2 separate regions of the Mus musculus genome follow, and region 1 is linked to region 2. A link is a loop called in an ENCODE intact Hi-C map of the cell type or tissue named here. Cell type or tissue: heart. All regions are shown on one strand. Each heading gives the region's core, and the rest is flanking DNA. Links, peaks and the distances in the headings are about the cores only.

Region 1 (2,911 bases), core at 190-2,689, 110 kb before region 2:
TGTGTAATTGTTTGAGCCAGTGTATCCTGCTTTTCTAGGATATCCAGGGTGTCCTGGAGCTCTCTGAATAACCAGGCTGGCCTCAAACTCACAGATATCCTCCTGCCTCTGCCTCTTGAGTGCTGGGGAGTGAGCTATCACACTTGACTCTGGAATTCTTCATAATATGATTTTCCCAAACTCACAGATGTAGAACTGAAACAGGATGGGTGATAGAGCCATTCACTGCACCTTGATAAGAACTACAAGTGGTGATGGACACCTTTAATCCCAGCACTTGGGAGGCAGAGGCAGGTGGATCTCTATGTGTTCAAGGATAGCCTGGTCTGCAGAGTGAGTTCCAGGACAGGCAAGACTACACTGAGAAACCCTGTCTTGATGCCCCCTGCCACTTGTAACAACAACAACAAGACACTGTTTCTCTGTGTGATAGCCTTGGCTGTCCTGGACTCGAGTTGTAGACCAGGCTGGCCTCAAAGTCATAGAAATCCACCTCTCCTTCCTGAGCACTGGAATCAAAGGCATGTGCCACCATGCCTGGCTAGCTTCTTTCCTTCCTTCCTTTTTCTTTCTTTCTCTCTTTCTTTCTTCCTAGACTAGTCTCACTGGTGTCTTGAACTCCCTATATAGAACAAGCTAGCCTCATTCATAGACATCTACCTGTCTCTGTCTTCTAAATGCCACTAGCTTTTCCATGTAGTCCAAGATCACCTTCCCAGAGAACGGTGCTACCTACAGTGGCTGGGCCTTCTGTATGAATTAACATGGTAACGTGGTAGTGCACTCCTATAATCCTATATAATCCATTAGACAATTCCCTATAGCTAGGTCTGTCTGGGAAATTCCTCAGTGAAGACTGCATTGTCCAGTGGCTCTAGGCCCTGTCAAGTTGTTAAAATTAACCAGGACAACTGACTAGACATACAGATTCAATGAAAGAAAATTATTTTTTCAAACTGTAAAAAGTATGTGTCTCCGTGTGGGTATGTGCACGTGAGTGCAGGTGCCAGAGGACAGCACATCAGTACCCTTGGGGCTGGAATTGCAGATCGTTATAAGCCACTACTGTAGGCACTGGGAACTGAACACGGGCTCTTTGCAAAAGCAGTACATGTTTTTGATTGCTCGGCATCTCCCCAGACTCATTCATATACATACACACACACACACACACACACACACACACATATATATATATATGTATACACACACACACACACACACACACACATATATATATATATATATATATATATATATATATATATATATATATATATATATACATTAATTTCTTTGCTAGTCTAGGGGCTAAAATAGTTTCAGTGTTAAAATGTAAGGTTTCCTAATAGAAAAATATCTGATAGCTTGTTGTATGCCAGGCACAGTGCTATGTACTGGGAATGTCTAATGATCTTGACCTTATAGCATTTGTAATTCTATCAGAGAATAACAATATGTAATTATAAACTTTAAAAGATTTTCAAAAATATTTTTATTCTATGTCCAGGCGTATGTATATGTGTATGTGCACCTGTGCAGTGCCCTCAGAGGCCAAAAGAGGGCATTAGATCCCTTGGAGCTGGAGTTACAGGCAGTCTGAGCCAGCTGACCCAAGTGCTGGCATTCTAATTCTGGTCTTCACGATTGAGCAGTACTTGCTCTTAACCACCAAACCATATTGATTTTTTTAGGTGTTATGTACGAAATATTAGGATAGTTAGGGTGGGAGCAGTCCCTAGGGACTGAGCCCGGGACCATGCTAAGCAAGTGTCCTACCACTGCACTAACTGGGCAGGCATCCACAGGGTAGGTATCCAAAGATGTAGCTAAATGTTTGCATGTCCAAATCTTTTATTTGCTGGGAAGATTCTGTAAAATACAAGTACTAAACCTAAAACTGCTTATTTGGAATTTAAAAATATTTTCAGATACATTTTAAATTCACGGCAAATTTCAGCTTAAAGTACAGAGTTCTCATCTGCGTCCTGGGGCCCTCCCTCCTCATCCCCAACAATCTGATGTGGTTTTGTTGTTGTTTTCTTCTGGTGCAGAGGATCCGCTCCCATCACCTTTCACATGCGAAGCGAGGCTTCACGCATGCTTTTCTGTTCCTTTGACTCTGATCTATTAAATCATGATTAAGTACATCAAAGCACAGGTGTCGAAGTAAGAACTACGTTTCCCAGAGTGCAATGCAGCACGTCACAGAGAAGTACCCGGCATGCGCAGAGGAGTCCTCCGCGCTCGACCGCGCTCATAAGAGAAACAGCGTGTGTGGTTCTTGACGCGCCGCGAACCTTCGAACGCAAGTGCGAGACTACCCTGTGAGGAAACGTTCCAGGGATTCGCCTGTTCCCGCCATCGCAGTTACCAGCGCGACGTGCTGTTTCTTCCTGTGCTCGGTAGGTGGGACGGGGCCATGGCAAGGTACCTCCAAGCAGCGCGGGAACGAAAGGCCAGCGTTCCTGCCCGGCGCCCGGCTCGCCGAGGCGGCGTCTGAGGAGACGCGCACGCGCCCTGGACGGGAAGGGGGCGGGGCTGTGGGAGCCGGCGCCCTGGGGCTTGCGCGTGCGCCCTACCTCTCTGAAGAGGTGGGAAGCGGCTGGAGCTGGCTAGTCTAGATGCCGGCAGCTGATGTGAGTCCCAGACATCAGCACATTTTACTACTTTCTCAAAAGCTTAGTTTTTGGTAGCCCAACCTGGCCGTGAGATCGCAGTCCTCCTCCCCCAATCCCGAGTGCTGAGATTACAGACTGCACATGCTCTAAAGGTGTCCATTTTCACAACAGTAACTTCATCCACTCTCCAGCTCACTCTTGTGTTGGCTGACACATGTATCCTAGGACGTCTGCGTCTACTCATCAGCACCTTCCCCTACCTGTCAATGTTCAGCTTTCTCTAGGGAGGC
Region 2 (2,911 bases), core at 200-2,699:
CTGCACTCATGTGCACATACCTGTAGGCAGACATGCACGTAATTTTTAAATTCTATTTTATTTATTTTGTGTGTGAATATGTGTCTGTCCACATTCATGCTATAGCATGCTTGTGTTGGTTGGAGGAAAACCTGCAGGAGCTAATTCTCTACTTCCATTGTGAAGGTCCCAGAGATCCAACTCAGATCTTTGGGCTTGCTTGGCAAGCATCTTTACCTACCCAACCATCTTACCAGCCCAGCGTGGGGGGAGGGGGGGACAGAAAGACAGAGACAGACAGAGACAGAGAAAAGGTGACAGTGAATTTAAATTGATTTAGTTACCTTTGTCCACAGCTACCACCCTTTCCCTCCTTCTCCCGTGAAGTGAGCTGGGTTGCACGTCCTCTGGGCAATCAGGCAGAGGATTTGTACGACACTGGGGCCTCAGCACACACCTGAGCCCCCCTGCAGGCCTGTGTCTTCACACTGGAGTCAGGACCGACTTCACAGCTTCACAGTGCTGCCTGCCGTCCACCACCCTCCAGATTGCTTCCTCATTATAAAACGTAAGATATACTCCCTCAGCAACTCAGGGTGGCCCACTCCTACCAAGTCTGACAGCCTGAATTGGACACCTGGGACCCACATGGTGGAAGGAATCAGATGTCCTCTGACCTCCACACAGGCTCTGTGACATACTTACGCTCCAACACACAAAATTAATAAATGTGGCAAATAAACGAATAAGAAATTATGGAAGCTGGGCATGGTGATACATACAGCTTCTAACTAATCCTAGCACTGGCGAGTTAGTATGTTGAGGCCAGCCTGGTTACCTAGTCTACATAGTGAGTTCTGGAACAGCCAGTTCCATGTCAAGAGACCCTCTTAAAAAAGAAAGAGAGAGAGAAAAGAAAGGATGGAGATGTGGCTCAGTGGTAGGATGCTTGCCTAGTAGCATCCTGAATCTGTATGATGGCTCAGGCCTAAAGGCAGGAGGATGTGTTCAAGGCCAACCTCCACCACATAGAGAGCCTTTGGGGCTAGCCTGGATTACCACTATCTGTTTAAATGAAACAAAGATGTGAGGCAGGTCTTCAAAGGTTAACTGTAAGCCGGGTGGGTTCCCTTAGCATTACTGAGGGCCACTGGCCCCTGGGGCTGCAGAACTCTCTTGGCAGACTAAAGTACCCTAGTGGCCAAGGCAGGGAAGGAACAGCGTAACTAGGCGGGAAAGCCGGGTGCGCGCCCAGGAGACCATGTGACGTCTCGGGCCCGCGCAGGCTCGCCCGGCAGGCGCGGGGGCGGGACGCGCGGGGGCGGGGGCGGAGCCTGGCGCGCGGCCCCGCGGTGACAGGGCGGTAGGGAGGGGCGGGGCCGCGGGCGGGGCAGCGGGGGGAGGCGGGAGGAGTGGAGATGGCGGCGGCGGCGGCGGCTCCGGGGGGCGGGGGCGGGGAGCCCAGGGGAACTGCTGGGGTCGTCCCGGTGGTCCCCGGGGAGGTGGAGGTGGTGAAGGGGCAGCCATTCGATGTGGGCCCACGCTACACGCAGCTGCAGTACATCGGCGAGGGCGCGTACGGCATGGTCAGGTGAGGGGGCGTCCCGGGAGGGGGCTTCGGAGCAGGGACAGCAGGTGTGTGCTCGGGACATGGGGGGCTCAGGGAGTGTCGCAGGGGAAGTATCGTGCAGTGACTTCTGGAGGACTAGGCGCTACTTTCTCCAGGGAGGGGGGTTGGAGGCTTTGAAGCCACCTTGTATTGTTAAGGGAGGGGCACCTGGGGGACCCTAGAGATAAAGGTGGAGCTAAGAGGATGAAGGGGGAGTGAGGGACCCACGAGCAGGTAGTGGGAGCCTTGGTTCCCCCCTGATGAGGCTGTGACAGAGAGTTTGAGAGAGGAGAGCAAAGCTCAGGGTGGGGCAAACCTTTGCACCTCTGCCCCTGGCAAGGCTAGGGGCCCAAAGTAGGGAAGGGTCTCTAGAATGTGCCTTATTTTGTGGTATACGGGTTTGTGAGTTCTCGCTGCCCCACTGTGTGCTCTGCTCTGGGCCTTTGTTCCTATGGGAGCAGCTCTGACCCAGGAACCGCACAGGGAGACCTGCCTGCCCCTCCTTATCTCTTCTCTCCTGTCCCATTACTGAATCCTCTAGGCTTCATCTACTTTCTCCATTTAACTCCTATCCCCTGGACCTGTCTGGGATTGAGAGAGTCCAGCTTGGGAAAGGGGAGGAGGGTGAGGGCAACTAGAATGTAAGAGGGTCCAGGAGAAAGGAAGTCGGTGAGTGGCCACTCTCTTCCTCTGTTTGTGAAGTCACTGAAAGGCTGCCTGGCTGATACCCAGCTTTCCCCTGGAGATCCCAGGCCTTCACAGCAGGAAGGAGCCAGCATTGTTTACATTTGGCCAGAACCCTCTCCTCCTCTCTCCAGTCCCTGCCAAGACCTGGGTGGGGCCAACAGGCCTGGATTCCCCCTTTGTAAGGCCACATCTCTCTGGCCCTCTCAGCTCAGCTTATGACCACGTGCGCAAGACCAGAGTGGCCATCAAGAAGATCAGCCCCTTTGAGCATCAAACCTACTGTCAGCGCACGCTGAGGGAGATCCAGATCTTGCTGCGATTCCGCCATGAGAATGTTATAGGCATCCGAGACATCCTCAGAGCGCCCACCCTGGAAGCCATGAGAGATGTGTATCCTTCACCTTAGCCACAGCCCCAGAGTAAAGCTAGGGAGCTTGGCTCTGTTGTCTGTGGTCATCTTTTGTACTACCCTCCAAAAAAAAAAAACCCCAGCAAAGTAACTTTTTAGCAGAGAGTCTACAGAGCATGAGAGCACACTGGCAGGCCTTGGATCCTGGTCTGTCGCAGCCAAGTGGAGTGGCCTTGAACACATCCCTTTCTGCTCTGTGCCCCAGTATGGTGTGTGGGGAGGGAGAA

Evidence for each region. A loop is a pair of places that touch in the nucleus more often than their neighbours do. Peaks named below come from ENCODE experiments on the same cell type or tissue, not always from the same donor. Only the 100,000 strongest peaks of a DNase experiment are listed, where the experiment ranks them.
Region 1: a loop joins it to region 2, with 2.6 times the contacts of the local background. A loop is called at or near these places in 2 of 42 quality-filtered maps.

What each region holds. Positions count from the first base shown.
Region 1 is chr7:126,647,073-126,649,983 of GRCm38, forward strand. It overlaps Sgf29 (SAGA complex associated factor 29), which reads left to right and starts at 2,237. Exons shown (of 10, transcript NM_029339.3): 1 at 2,237-2,405. In heart, for the core only: CTCF peaks have their summits at 1,570 (motif pointing right) and 2,424; a DNase peak (open chromatin) is centred at 2,359; H3K4me3 peaks cover 908 bases; H3K27ac peaks cover 554 bases.
Region 2 is chr7:126,758,249-126,761,159 of GRCm38, forward strand. It overlaps Mapk3 (mitogen-activated protein kinase 3), which reads left to right and starts at 1,378. Exons shown (of 9, transcript NM_011952.2): 1 at 1,378-1,570; 2 at 2,483-2,665. The coding sequence starts at 1,398. In heart, for the core only: a CTCF peak has its summit at 1,164; DNase peaks (open chromatin) are centred at 1,243 and 2,383; H3K4me3 peaks cover 1,868 bases; H3K27ac peaks cover 2,376 bases.